Linked DNA regions of Homo sapiens: region 1 is linked to region 2. The links are chromatin contacts, found by Hi-C or POLR2A ChIA-PET in ENCODE. All regions are on one chromosome and are shown on one strand. The core of a region is the stretch at or near the end of the contact, and the rest is flanking DNA. Distances in the headings are between cores, read along the strand shown.

What was found. A loop is a pair of places that touch in the nucleus more often than their neighbours do. ChIA-PET counts read pairs that join two places held with the same protein, here RNA polymerase II (POLR2A). Pooled maps may share reads with other maps.
Region 1: a pooled map shows a loop between it and region 2 (4-fold over the local background). The contact joins the enhancer-like site here to the promoter of LATS1 in region 2. A Hi-C loop is called at or near these places in 3 of 37 single-sample maps with no recorded cell type and 4 of 50 pooled maps. POLR2A ChIA-PET finds 5 or more read pairs at or near these places in 3 of 52 experiments (OCI-LY7 and WTC11).

The regions. Positions count from the first base shown.
Region 1 is chr6:149,463,522-149,470,719 of GRCh38, reverse strand. The region is part of intron 2 of ZC3H12D (zinc finger CCCH-type containing 12D); the gene reads left to right. Among named protein-coding and RNA genes, the nearest start is that of ZC3H12D, 18 kb to the left of the region's middle. RefSeq lists enhancers at 4,566-4,615, 4,706-4,935. Within about 2 kb of position 2,384, at least 4 of the 41 ENCODE cell types and tissues checked have a DNase peak (open chromatin) inside an H3K27ac peak, as active enhancers do; they include OCI-LY7, where a contact is called at or near this core.
Region 2 is chr6:149,715,095-149,722,064 of GRCh38, reverse strand. It overlaps LATS1 (large tumor suppressor kinase 1), which reads left to right and starts at 3,964. Exons shown (of 8, transcript NM_004690.4): 1 at 3,964-4,216. LOC645967 (a long non-coding RNA gene) reads right to left here and starts at 4,444. Exons shown (of 1, transcript NR_134652.1): 1 at 3,169-4,444. RefSeq lists a silencer at 4,085-4,474.

The DNA.
Region 1 (7,198 bases), core at 1,135-3,634, 250 kb after region 2:
TCCCTTTTCAGCCATCCAGCTGTGTGACCTTAGGTAGGTCACCTGGCTTGAGCCCTATTTACACAATTAGGATGTTGGACTAAACCTTAAAAGGCCTTTTCATCTCTAATGGGTGAGGATTCAAGGTGGTTATTTTACATATGCTTGAAATAAATATATACATTTTATTTTTATTTTTTTTTTCTTCAGACGGAGTCTTGCTCTTTTGCCAGGCTAGAGTGCATTGGTCCAATCTCGGCTCTCTGCAACCTCCACTTCCCGGGTTCAGTTGATTCTCCTGCCTCAGTCTCCTGAGTAGCTGGGATTACGGGTGCCTGCCACTACACCTGGCTAATTTTTGTAGTTTTTTGTTTGTTTGTTTTGAGACAGTCTCACTGTGTTGCCCAGGCTGGAGTGAAGTGGTGAGATCTTGGCTCGCTGCAACCTCTACCTCCTGGGTTCAAGCAATTCTCCTGACTCAGCCTCCCGAGTAGCTGGGACTACAGGTGTGTGCCAATATGCCTGGCTAATTTTTTGTATTTTTAGTAGACACTGGGTTTCACCATGTTGGCCAGGCTGGTCTTGAACTCCTGACCTCAAGTGATCCACCCACCTCAGCCTCCAAAGTGCTGGGATTATAGGTGTGAGCCACCGCGCCTGGTCAATACATTTTTCTCGTAAAGGAATTTCTCTTCTTTAGAGGTTCAGAGAGAGTAAGTAACTTGCCTGAGGTCACAGAGCAAGAAGAGCCAGCTCTGGATTCAGTGCTCTCTCCAATGCCCCATGTTCCCCCCAGACATTACCATTCCTTCTGCTCTCCCCCGGCCTAGGAAAGGACCACAGGGTAGGAGACCCTGACCCAGAGGCGGGCTCTGGCTGCAGTTGACAAGCCCTGGACTTGTCAGCTGCAGGCAGGTGTGAGGCCCCACTCCCTTCACAGGGACCCTCTGCAGGGCTGGTGCCCAGGATGCCCTCAGGGTGCCACATGTGCCTCAAATAGTAGCTCTCATGGACTAGCAGCCCAAAGACTGATTTCTCAGTGCAGTCTCCATACCTTAAAGGTAGGGCTGTGTGTGTGTTTCCGTGAGAAAGAGAGGGACATCAGCTCGGGTCATTCAGCTGAATACCTGAGTCCATAGATACCTGGCTTTAAGAATAATGTCCAGCAACTTTTTAAAAAGAAGGCAGCTTTCATTGAAAGCGTGTTCAAAATGGCATCATGGTGTGTGGGAAGAGCATGAATTCTCACGAGCCAACAGTTGCAGCATTTTCTTTTTTTTTTTGAGATGGAGTCTCGCTCTGTCGCCCAGGCTGGAGTGCAGTGGCGCCATCTCGGCTCACTGCAAGCTCCGCCTCCCGGGTTCACGCCATTCCCCTGCCTCAGCCTCCCAAGTAGCTGGGACTACAGGTGCCCGCCACCACGTCCAGCTAATTTTTTTGTACTTTTAATACAGACGGGGTTTCACCGTGTTAGCCAGGATGGTCTCGATCTCCTGACTTAGTGATCCACCCGCCTCGGCCTCCCAAAGTGCTGGGATTACAGGCTTGAGCCATCGCTCCCGGCTGAGTTGCAGCATTTTCTTGCCTAGGGTGGGCAGACTCACAAGTGCCCAGCCTGTTTTACATTCTGTAGGCAAATCTAGAAAAGGCGGGATTCAAAGTACAACCTTGGGGGGAAAGCACCTGATAATTTCACATCCTCTTACTGCCCCAGAGTAGGGTTTCATGTAAATGTGTCCTCATTTTGGAGTGCACAGGGCTTTTTGCTTTGGCTGTTGTTTACATTTTTACACTCTCAGGACACTCTGCAGGCTCTGGTTTGTGCTGGAGTAAGGGATCTCCAAGGAAGAGAGAGATCAGGCTTGAAATCATACCTCTCAGTTTTCATCATGCCCCCCTCAGTGGGTTCCCAGCAGGCAAGAAAGAGAATGGTGGGGGTTTATGACCGGGCTGGGGGTCAGACCTGCTTCTGAGACCCTGACTCTGTTCTGTCTGACGTTAGCCTTGGGCTCCTGCCTGTCTGCACCCATTTCTTGTAAGGCGAAAGCTCCCAGATCAGCCCCTGCTCACGGTCTCTTTCCCCTGCCTTGAGCTGGGGAGAGATCTCCTGGTGAGAAGGGTCAGAGTGTTTGCAATTGAACCCCCAGTAAGAAACAGAGTGGCAAGAGCAGCTTCCCTTCACATCTCAGACCCCTGAGGAATCATTGCTCCTCTCTTTCCTCCTGCCCATAGCCACAACCTTCCTCCATATGTGACTGCTTTGGGAGCCCCTAGCCTCTGCAGGAACTACTTGGCAATAGTCAAAGATGCAGTGGTGTACAATTGGATTGTCTAGTTACTGAAACTGGCTGGCACTCTGATTGCAGCTACCCCAGGCACAGTTGTCAGGCAGGCAAAATTTGCCTTGGGTGCCAACCCACTTCCTCTTTGTACCTTTGGTTATTCAAAACTCCCATCTCTGGTGGGGTGCAGTGGCTTATGCCTGTAATCCTAGCACTTTGGGAGGCCAAGGCAGGCGAATCACCTGAGGTCAGGAGTTTGAGACCAGCCTGACCAACGTGGAGAAACCCCGTCTCTACTAAAAATACAAAATTAGCTGGGTGTGGTGATGCATGCTTGTAATCCCAGCTACTCGGGAGGCTGAGGCAGGAGAATCGCTTGAACCTGGGAGGTGGAGGTTGTGGTGAGCTGAGATTGCGCCATTGCACTCCAGTCTGGGCAACAAGAACAAAACTCCGTCTCAAAAACAAACAGAAAACAAAAACAAAACTCCCAGCTCCTGTCTCCTTTTCCCAGGGCCTGGCTCTCGGCTTGCTGCCTGATGAGCTGGTTCACAGTGTTGGTTAATAAGGGCATGAGGTGCCTTTTCTAAGCATGAGCATTTAAACTGTGGGTTACTATTCCTCCAAAAGAACTGCCATCTGGATCCTGAGGTATAGATGGAGTTGGGGGGAATCAATGGTCTTTGGGAGACTAGGGAGGAAGAGTTTTGCAGCCTAAGGGGTCAGGCTTTGAGGGCTGCCCCTAGATCAGAGAGATGGACACATTGTTTTGCTTCAGTTTCCTCAAGGGTAAAATGGGGACAAGGTCACTTCCTCAAGGGCTTCTTGTAATGATTAAATGAGGCAAAACGTGCAAAGTGCCCTGGCAGACAGAACCCTCTACAGATCTTAAAAATGAGCTCCAAGGCCAGGCGCAGTGGCTCATGCCTGTAATCTCAGCACTTTGGGAGGCCAACATGGGAGGATCACCTGGGGCCAGGAGTTCAAGACCGGCCTGGGCAACATAGCCAGACCTCATCTCTACAACAAATTTTTAAAATTAGCCAGGTGTGGCAGTGCATACCTGTAGTCCCAGCGACTTGGGAGGCTGAGGTGGGAGGACTGCTTGAGCCTGAGAGGTTGAGGCTACTGTGAGCCATGATTGTACCATTGCACTCCAGCCTGGGTAACAGAATGAGACTCCATTTCTTAAATAAAAAAAAAAGAGCTCCAAGAAGCAGGGGTGATGTCTTTTCTTAGCATGCAGTGCAGAGCCTTGTAGTAGATATTCAGGAATTGCACTGAGTCTGTGAAGGAACGTGCAGATGAGTGGATGCCTTTGGTGTGTGCATTCCTGTCTGTGTGCTGGGGAGTGGGCTCCCAGGGCGACTGAGAGCTCTGCCAGGGTCCAGGTTCCCTTCCTGTCTCTCACCACTGAACACTGCCTCCTACACCCACCAAAGGTGTCAGAGATGGCTTGTGAATGGTTAAATGCAAATATGGAAGGAGACCCTGAAAAAAGAGCAGCAATTAAGAAACAGCTTTTTTATTTTATTTTATTTTATTTTATTTTATTTTATTTTATTTTATTTTATTTTATTTTTGAGATGGAGTCTTGCTCTGTCACCCAAGCTAGAATGCAGTGGCTTGATCTCGGCTCACTGAAACTTCTCCCTCCCGGGTTCAAGCGATTTTCCTGCCTCAGCCTCCTGTGTAACTGGGATTACAGGCATGCGCCACCACGCCTGGCTGATTTTTGTATTTTTAGTAAAGACGGGGTTTCACCATGTTGGTTAGGCTGGTCTCGAACTCCTGACCTCGTGATCCGCCCGCCTCGGCCTCCCAAAGTGCTGGGATTACAGGCGTGAGCCACAGCACCCAGCCAAGAAACAAGTTTTAAAATAATTGTGGTGGTGCTATTTTCCCTTGAGAATTAACTGAGGGTGGACTTGACTACATTGAAGAGATGCATGTGTCTCGGGGGTGACGTGAGGGAGGGTGTCATCAATTGTTCACTTTACTGCTTCAGGGACACAGAAAACGGACCTCATTTTCTATGACAGGCACGATATCTTCCCCTCTTTTTTAGGTAGGGGAGGGTACATCTTAACGTTTGCCAGTGTACATCAGGTGGGGCCTCCGTTTCTTCTGTCTCCTGGGCGACTCAGGCTCTGTGGTTCCTCTCCGCCCCCTCCCATCTCGGATGGCCTCTGGGGCCTTTGAGACCTGATATTGGCCGGAAAAGGGGTCTGGGGCCCTCACTGGGTTCTGTTGCACAGTGGCTGGGCTGGCCTGGCCTCTAAACGGGAAACATGGAAGTGGCCTTCTGGGAGCCATGCTGGCTTAAAGTGCTCTCTGCTCACTGGTGCCAGCTTGTCCATCCCCAGACAGTCCACCAGGCCTGGGGTCATGCGAGGGATGGGGTGTGGCTTCAGACTCACTTCTCCTCCAAGTCATGTTCCTCCAAGGCAGCCTTGCAGAAACCTGGTTTCTCTGAGGGGCTTGCAGCCTGCCCAGTCTGTGCTGAAAAACAAAGGTTCAGCCTCTTGTTCACAGTCTTGATGTTTCTCCATCTCCCCCTCCCCTATGGTTGGGCTGGGTGGAGCTGGAATTGGGGGGTGGGGTGAGGACCTCCTCCTCCTTCCATCTTCCCTCTTTTTCAGCTTCTGCTGGGCTGGAAAGGACCAGCGATCTGCTTCCTCTTCCCCCCCCCTTTTTTTTTTTTGAGATGGCGTCTCGCTCTGTCGCCCAGGCTGGAGTGCAGTGGTGCGATCTCAGCTCACTGTGACCTCCACCTCCCAGGTTCAAGTGATTCTCCTGCCTCAGCCTCCCGAGTAGCTGGAACTACATGTGCATGCCATCACACCTAGCTAAATTTTTTGTATTTTTAGTAGAGACAGGATTTCACCGTGTTAGCCAGGATGCTCTCGATCTCCTGACCTCGTGATCCTTTCTCCTTGGCCTCCGAAAGTGCTGGGATTACAGGTGTGAGCCACCACACCCGGCCTTCCTCTTCCTTTTGACCACAGATATCCCTGTTGATATTTTCTCCTCACTGTACAAGCCTCAGAGTTCAGCCTCAGTAGCGAAAGGGATATTTATCTTCTTCATTTTTTTTTTTTTTTTGAGACAGAGTCTCACACTGTCACCCAGGCTGGAGTGCAGTGGCTTGATCTCAGCTCACTGCAACCTCTGCCTCCCAGGCTCACGCGATTCTCCAGCCTCAGCCTCTCCAGTAGCTGGGATTACAGGCACGTGCCACCACACCCAGCTAATTTTTGTATTTTTAGTAAAGATGCGGTTTCACCATGTTGGTCAGGCTGGTCTTGAACTCCTGACCTCAGGTGATCCGCCCACCTCAGCCTCCCAAAGTGCTGGGATTACAGGCATGAGCCACCGCGTCCTTTTTCTTTTATAAACTTGTGACTATCCTAATCTTCCTTGAGAAAATAGCAGGAAAGGTCACATACGAGAGAGAGCACAGCAGTGTGAATTCAAAATGTCATCCTTGTCTGCATATGGGTTGGCTGCCAGGCTTCTCGGGAGAAGGCACGAGTGGCGTAGTGGCCCTTGGCTCTCTAAGAACTTATCCTTGCCCCTCCCTTTACACCTGTTGCCCGGGCTCATTCCTCGTGCTCCAGCCCCACTCCTGTCTTTCTGGTCCCTAGACCATGTCAGTTATGCCTGTGTTTGGATCCTTCCGGTCAGCTCTTCCCTTTGCTTCAGCTTCTCCTCTAGCTGCTTCTCAGCTGAGTTTCTTCTCAGCCATTCGTTTATTCAACAGCTTTTAAAGTGAGTCATTACAATTATTAGACACGATGCTGGGCACTGAGAGTTCTGTGGTGAGCAAGAGGAGCCCACGGTTTAAAGAAGGGAGACCCAGGCAATCCCCTGGATGGGTGCCAACGTTCCCCAGTGCCAGGAAGGAGCGGGAGGGTGCAGTGAGAGCTCGTGAGAGGGATCTGCAGGAGTCTAGGGAGTAGGGGATGCTTTCCTGAGGAAGTGAGGATGAAGCTGGGATCTGAAGGCGGAAGAGGATGTGGAGTGATCTAATTTGAGGCCAGGTTCTGTCTCACACATGGCTGAGTCCAGTTGATTTTGCCTTCTCAATATCTCAAATCTATCCACTTGTCTCCCTCCAGCGAAACCCCACTGACCCCACTGACTGAGTCTGAGGGACGTCTTCAGGTTTCACCAGTCACTTGGAGCAGCGTTTGGTGACCCCTTTTCCCCTGGCTTTCCTGATGCACATCCTCTGGTTTTCTTCCTCCTTCTCAGATCCGTCCCTCCTGAGTCCCATATGATATTGCCCCCCTCTACCTATAACCAGCTGCGAAGTCGCAGAGTTCCTCCAGCCCAGGCTGCTCACTTTCTCTCCAGGCGAGCAGGAAATTCTGTCCATGCTGTGGCCTCAGCTATTGCTTACACAGAGACGGCCTACAACTTTAATCACTCAGACATCTCCACTGAACCCTAGCTGTTTACTTAACATTTCCTCTAAGTGGAAATGTTAACAGCTCAATATGTGTCTAAAATAGAACTCATGATCTTTCCCTCTAACCCTGTTCCTTTCCAGAATTCCTGGTGTCAGTGAATAGCCTGCCATCCTCTTACACAAGCCAGAGATCTTGAGTCATCTTTGATGCCTTCTTCTCTATCACTCCCATATCCAATCAGTCATTGAGTTCTGGAGATTTGACCTTCTAAATAAATATCTCTCAAGTTCACCTACTCTTCTCCCTCATCCACCACCATCAGCTTAGTCCAAGTCACCGTCAATTTTTGCTATGTCGCCCAAGCTGGAGTGCAGTGGCGCGATCTCGGCTCACTACAACCTCCGCCTCCCAGGTTCGAGCAATTCTCCTGCCTCAGCCCCCTGAGTAGCTGGGATTATAGGCATGCGCCACCACGCCTGGCTAATTTTTGTATTTTTAGTAGAGACAGGGTTTCACCATGTT
Region 2 (6,970 bases), core at 2,715-5,214:
GAGCCAGGAGGATTGCTTGAGCCTGGGAGGCAGAGGTGCAGTGAGTGAGCCGAGATTGCACCATTGCATTCTAGCCTGGGTGACACAGCATGACTCAAAACTAAATTACATTAATTTAAATTTAATTAAAGTATTTTTTAAAAAATTTGTAGCTGCAAAAAATCAGAAGAGTTTTTACCCCTCTATAGGGGTAGAATAAACTAAAAAATCTTAGCCAGAGAAGTCTTAGAATCCATGATACACCAGTAGCAAGGCATACACCTAGCACCCAGATTTGGTTTCTTATACCATATTCCAATAAAAGGAACCAGGGATCCTTGGAGGAATGGTGATCCCTGAACCGGGGCAAGAAATATACAAGATATCTTGGAGAACTGGGCGCGGCAGCTCAAGCTTGTAATCCCGCACTTTGGGAGGCCAAGGCGGGCGGATCGCTTGAGCTCAGGAGTTCAAGGCCAGCCTGGGTGACATAGGGAGACCTGGTCTCGACAAAAAATACAAAAATTAGGCGTGCCAGGCGCGGTGGCTCACGCCTGTAATGCCAGCACTTTGGGAGGCCGAGATGGGCAGATCATCTGAGGTCGGGAGTTCAAGACCAGCTTGACCAACATGGAGAAACCCCTTCTCTACTAAAAATACAAAATTAGCCAGGCATGGTGGCGCATGCCTGTAATCCCAGCTTCTCAGGGAGGCTGAGGCAGAAGAATTGCTTGAACCCAGCAGGCGGAGGTTGCGGTGAGCAGAGATGGCGCCACTGTACTCCAGCCTGGGCAACAAGAGAAACTTGGTCTCAAAAAAAAAAAAAGTTGGACATGGTGGCCTGCGCCTGTAATCCCAAGTTACTTGGATGCTGAGGCATCACCTGAGTCCCGGGGGTTGAGGCTGCAGTGAGCCATAATCATGTCACTGCACTTCAACCAGGGTGACACAGTGAGACCCCATCTAAAAAAAAAAAAAAAAAAAAAAAAAAAGATTTTGGAACATAATGTACTGCCAGAAAAGAAGAAAGTTCTTTTTTTTTTTTTTTTTTTTTTTTTTAGGTGAGGTCTTGCTTTGTCACCCAGGCTGGAGTGCAGTGGCTAGATCTCGGCTCACTGCAGCCTCAGCCTCCTGAGCTCAGGCGATCCTTCTGCCTCAGCCTCCTGAGTAGCTGGGACTACAGTTGTGTACCACCACACCTGGCTGATTTATAGAGATGAGGTCTTGCTATGTTACCCAGGCTGGTCTTGAACTCTTGGGCCCAAGTGATCCTCCTGCCTCAGCCTCCAGAAGTACTGGGATTAAAAAGTGCTGGGATTAAAGGGGTGAGCCACCAAACTGGGCAGAAAGTTCTTTAAAACACACACACACACACACACACACACACACACACACGCCAACTGAAAGAGCTCCAGTGGCCAAAACTGAAACAACTTGAGCAACAAAATAAATACCCAAAGCATAAAATAAATATCCATGAGGCCATACTGACATAACGAGTTTTTGTTTTGTTTATGTTTTTGCTTTTTGTTTTTTTTGTAAGACAGTCTTGCTCTGTCACCCAGACTAGAGTGCAGTAGCACAGTCTCGGCTCACTGCAACCTCCACCTCCTGAGTTCAAGCGATTCTCCTGCCTCAGCCTCCCAAGTAGCTGGGACTATAGGCATGCGCCCACCACGCCCAGCCAATTTTTTTTATTTTTAGTAGAGACGAGGTTTCACCATGTTGGCCAGACTGGTCTGGAACTCCTGACCTCAAGTGATCCGCCTGCCTCGGCCTCCCAAAGTGCTAGGATTATAGGTGTGAGCCACCACACCCGGCCAATAAATGTTTGAATAAATAAAGGAGAAGGGATAAATCTGCAGAATGTCAAATAATTTATTTGAATTCTCCACTTTATTTATTTTATTTATTTATTTTTTGGGGACAGAGTCTGGCTGGATTCTCCACTTTCAAGAAGATGGAGCACAACTCCCCATTCCTTAAGAGTGGGTGGCACATAGTCTGGTGTCTTCCCCTAAGATCGTATGAATTTCTGGAAGGGTTTATGTTCTCAGGGCCACACTGGTCTCCAGACTTCTTCCATGTACACTGCCCCCTAATTCCTTTCTAAGGTCACACAAGCATGAAATCGGATTCTACATCTATTGCTAAAAACAAGCCCCATTTCCATGAAGCACTGAAGAATTGAGTAGGCTGAAACTGGACCAAGATCTTCCATCACAATAATATAAAAACCTGCAAATGTGATGGCAGGTATCACCATTCCCACACATCCAGCACCCACAGTAAGTATTTCCCCAACCATCATCACTCTCCGCACCTACAGTCCCCAATGCTTTGCATCTCGTCAGTTCTCTTCCTGATCATTCCACCTCTGCTTTCCCTGCTCTTTTATCTCTCGCCCTACTTCACAGGAGTAAGCCTCCTAGTCCTACACAGAGCAATTTACTCAGCTCCCTGAATTATCTAGGAATTTCCCCAAAGACTAGAGTTTGTGGAGATACTTTCCTTTAGGTTTAGAGAGCATTGAGGAGCTTAAGTACCATGGGTTGATGACAGACGTGACAGGATTCTGGGGGCAGTCTGCCCTTCCAGATGCATAATCCTTTTGGATAGGGCAAGCAGACCTGTGGACATATTAGATTCCTATAATTCATATAATTTTAGGGCTGAAAAGGTCTTTATGGGGCACCCTTACGTTGAAGAAAGTAAGCCCTGGGGCTCTTTAGTGACCCACCTTGGGTCACATTGCCTTCTACAAACTCTGTGCTTGTAGAAAATAGACTTTCAACCAAATGTTCTTGGAACATAATCTTTTTTTTTTTTTTTTTTTTTTTGAGACGGAGTCTCGCTCTGTCGTCCAGGCTGGAGTGCGGTGGCGCGATCTCGGCTCAATGCAAGCTCCGCCTCCCGGGTTCCTGCCATTCTCCTGCCTCAGCCTCCCGAGTAGCTAGGACTACAGGCGCCCGCCACCACGCCGGGCAAATTTTTCTGGATTTTTTAGCAGAGACGGGGTTTCACCGTGTTAGGCAGGATGTTCTCGATCTCCTGACCTCGTGATCCGCCCGCCTCGGCCTCCCAAAGTGCTGGGATTACAGGCGTGAGACACCGCGCCCGTCCGGAACATAATCTTTTAACGGGTTTTCACATTTGGATTTCTAGATACAGTAAGTAGCCAGTTATTACTTTAACGTCAGAAAAAGATGTCTTTAATTTTTTTGTACTCTGTAGTAGAAAAATTACGAAAGAAGGTACTTGAAAACACTAACTGTATATTTCCTAGAGGAAAAACTGGCAAAGGCGATCTTCACAAAGGGTGGACCGTACCTTATACATCAAACCCAACGATCCCATCCCACACTTTACATTCAGCTTAACCAGAAGTAAAACCTCTTGTCACACCGTCACCGGTATTCCAATTATGGCAATAACGATCTCCTTCTACGGATGCGGTTGACAGATAAGATCTCTAAACCGCTGCTAATCAATCGGTCCTGGCTCAAGCATTTCTTATCTGCCGGATTCAGAAAATACAGATGCTGGAAGCTCACCGGCTTGTTCGGGGAAAGAACGCTAAGCAAGAATAAAATTTTATTTCAAAGCGCCAAAAATCTGGAATTCTGAGGTCCACAGGGAGGTTTCCCAGAGCAACTCAGTTGTTCCCTTCTGAGAACGTAGCTCCGTGAAATGCACATCCCTACTCGGTCCAGAGAAATAGATCAATGGGGAAAAGGATTGAATCAACCAAGTAGGCTGGGCGGGAGACAGCCTTAACCCACGGGCGCGGGCGAGTCGTATGGGCAGGGGCAGGCGGGAGCGACGTGGGGCGACGCTCACGAACGATCAGAGCTGCGGGCGACGCAACGAAGCCCGGAGGCCGCAGGCTGCGCGCTCCCTCGCAGCAGCCGGGCGGGCAAAAGCCCCCAGTCCTCGGCCCCCGCGCAAGCGACGCCGGGAAATGCCCACATCCGGGAAACCTGCAGCGGAGTGCGGCGGCGGCGACACTGAGTGGAAGGCAAAATGGCGGCGGCGGCGGCGGTGGCCTGGTGTTAAGGGGAGAGCCAGGTCCTCACGACCCCTGGGACGGGCCGCGCTGGCCCGCGGCAGCCCCCCCGTTCGTCTCCCCGCTCTGCCCCACCAGGGATACTTGGGGTTGCTGGGACGGACTCTGGCCGCCTCAGCGTCCGCCCTCAGGCCCGTGGCCGCTGTCCAGGAGCTCTGCTCTCCCCTCCAGGTAGGTCCGGGGCTGGCGTAGCGGGTGCGCTCCTCCAGTGCTCGAGTTGGCGGGGCGGTGGCCGCCGGGGCCCACGCCCATCCCCGCTGGCGAGGGTCCAGAGGTTTGGACTGGCGGGCAGAGCCGGCCCGCTCCGGGCCTGACTTGGCTGGTTGCATTGACCCGAGCTGAGCCCTGCCCTGGGGAAGCGAGGGTTGGCCGCGCCCGGTGCTGCAGGAAGAGCCCCAGGCTTTTCGGCCTCGGAGGTGCAGGTTTGGCTGGGTAGAGCCTGTCTTTCTGGCGGCGTGTCTCCCACCCCACCCCCAACACGCGAGTCGGCGGTGTCCAGGAGGGAAGGAACGGGAAAGGTGGTTCTGAAGGAAAATTGCAGTAAAAGAGCTACAGTTCTTTGGATCCCAGAGGGCCTTGATCCTGGGTATACCTTAGAGAAATCCTGGGAGTCTCTTACGTCTAGTTCAGTGTGATTTTAGGTTACTGTTCATAGTTGGAAGAGGTGGGAGAGATGGAGAGGTCTTTATGGAGTAGGAGTGTGTATATAAATACAGCAAATGAAGGAACGACAATTAAGGGAACAGTGTTTTTTATAACCTGAAATAGCTTGTAGCTCAATGAATGCCTCAGATGACTTGATTTATCCCCATTCTGACTTCTCTGTCAATTTCTAAGGGAACAAAATTTAATGTTTGTCAACTCATATGTTAATACGGCTTTTAAAACATGTATCATCCTCCAGAAGTTATTCATAAATCTAGTGAACAATAAGTATAATCTCATGCACAGAAGTAATATTGTATAACTCCAGTTTTGGAAATGGATTTGAATGTTAGCGATCATGAAACTTGTTTGAACTTTATGAATTATTTATTGAAGGTTAATAAATTTATCAGTTTATCAGTTTATCAGAAGTTTCTGATAAACTTAATTTTTTATCAAATTTCCTCCATGAGGAAGAAAAGGTAGGACATTATAATTGGAGTGAATGTTCTGTGCTACGAAAACAAAGCTTATTATCTCTGACGGTAAAATGGGGTAGTTGATTCCTTAAGGCAGTGGAGGAATTTGATTGAACAGTAAAAGAAGTAGCATTGTGTTAGTCCAATTGGCTGCTACTGCAAGAAACTAGATCATGGTCCATGCTTGGAATGGCACATTCTATGCCTAAATATTGATGGAATATGCCTTGCTGCTCACCAAAAAATACTTCTACTACATTTTTAATGTATAATATCTGGCTTTCATTGTGTAGGTCGTTTTTATTTTTGTTTTGTTTTTATTGCAAGTCCTTGTTCTATATAAATAGTGTTGGAACTGTTCTAACCCTGGTTATTTGGTTATTTTAGATGTTTTATTTACATCAATGGGAGATTGTTATACATCACAAAAGTTATTTAGTCATTGAATAACATTTTCGCTAAGTAGGAACAGCAATCATTTTTCAGCATGAAGATACAGCGTTGCTTTCACTTTTGATCTGACAATTATTAGAAAGTGAACTGAAGAAAATGTCAGTATGCAGTTTCCTTTAAAGATGGGAACTCGCTATGTTGCCTGCGCTGGATTCCAACTCCTGGACTCGAGCAATCCTCCCACCACAGCCTCTCAAGTAGCTGGGACTACAGGTGCACTACTGCACCCAGCCAGGGTACCTTTCTGATAAACTTAATTCAACCCAAATTAACACTTTGAAATCTTATGTAATGGTATCATTTTTTTTTTCCTAAGTTGGACAAACTAATCAATGATACTTGTTTGTTGATGTTTGTATTTTTGATGAGGGTCTGAACTTTAAAAAAAAAAAAATGGCGATCTGTCATACCCAGGCAGTTTGATTCCAGAGCTCTTACTTTAACCATGAGATTAAAGTCATTGAAAGTTATGGGGTAGGTAGGTGACATGATCAGAATTGTTTATTAAGACGAATCTGGCCCCATCGTAGTGTGGGTTAAAAAGGTAAGCAGTTTTGCTTTGAAGAATTATTTTAAAAATTCTTTTTGCCTAGTAATAATTTGAATTTTCACATGTCATAGCAGCAAAGATTGTTGAGATTTAGTAATGCCAGTATTAACCATACCTTGTTGTGGGGATTATAAAATTAGTATAACTTTCTAGAAGGCATTCTGACAATAAGTATCAGAATTTTAAATATGTATTCTCTTTGATCCAGCAATTCCACTTCTGGGAATTTATTTTAAGAAAAATGCTCAGCAATGTGTGCACAAGAATTTTTATTGCAGCAATTTTTTTATTAACTAATTTCGTTATGTGCAAGGAATATGCTATATGTATATTATACATATGTTCATTTTATTAAACTATGAGGCATAATAAAATGAACATCCATGAACTTACCACCTGAACTCAGAACAAGAATATTACCAGTATAATTGAAGTTACCAGTTTGCAGTATTATTTTACATTAGCAAAAAAATGAGGAACAACCTAAATGTCCATCAGTCAGGGATTTATAAGTAATAGTACATCTAGCCGGGCGCAGTGGCTCACGCCTGTAACCAGCACTTTGGGAGGCCAAGGAGGGCGGATTACCTGAGGTCTGGAGTTCGAGACCAGCCTGGCCAACATGGTGAAACCCCATCTCTACTAAAAATACAAAAATTAGCTCGGTGTGGTAGCGCGGGTCTGTAGTCCCAGCTACTTGTAAGGCTGAGGCAGGAGAATCACTTGAACCCGAGAGACGGAGGTTGCAGTGAGCTGAGATGGCACCACGGCACTCCAGCCTGCGACAGTGAGACTCTG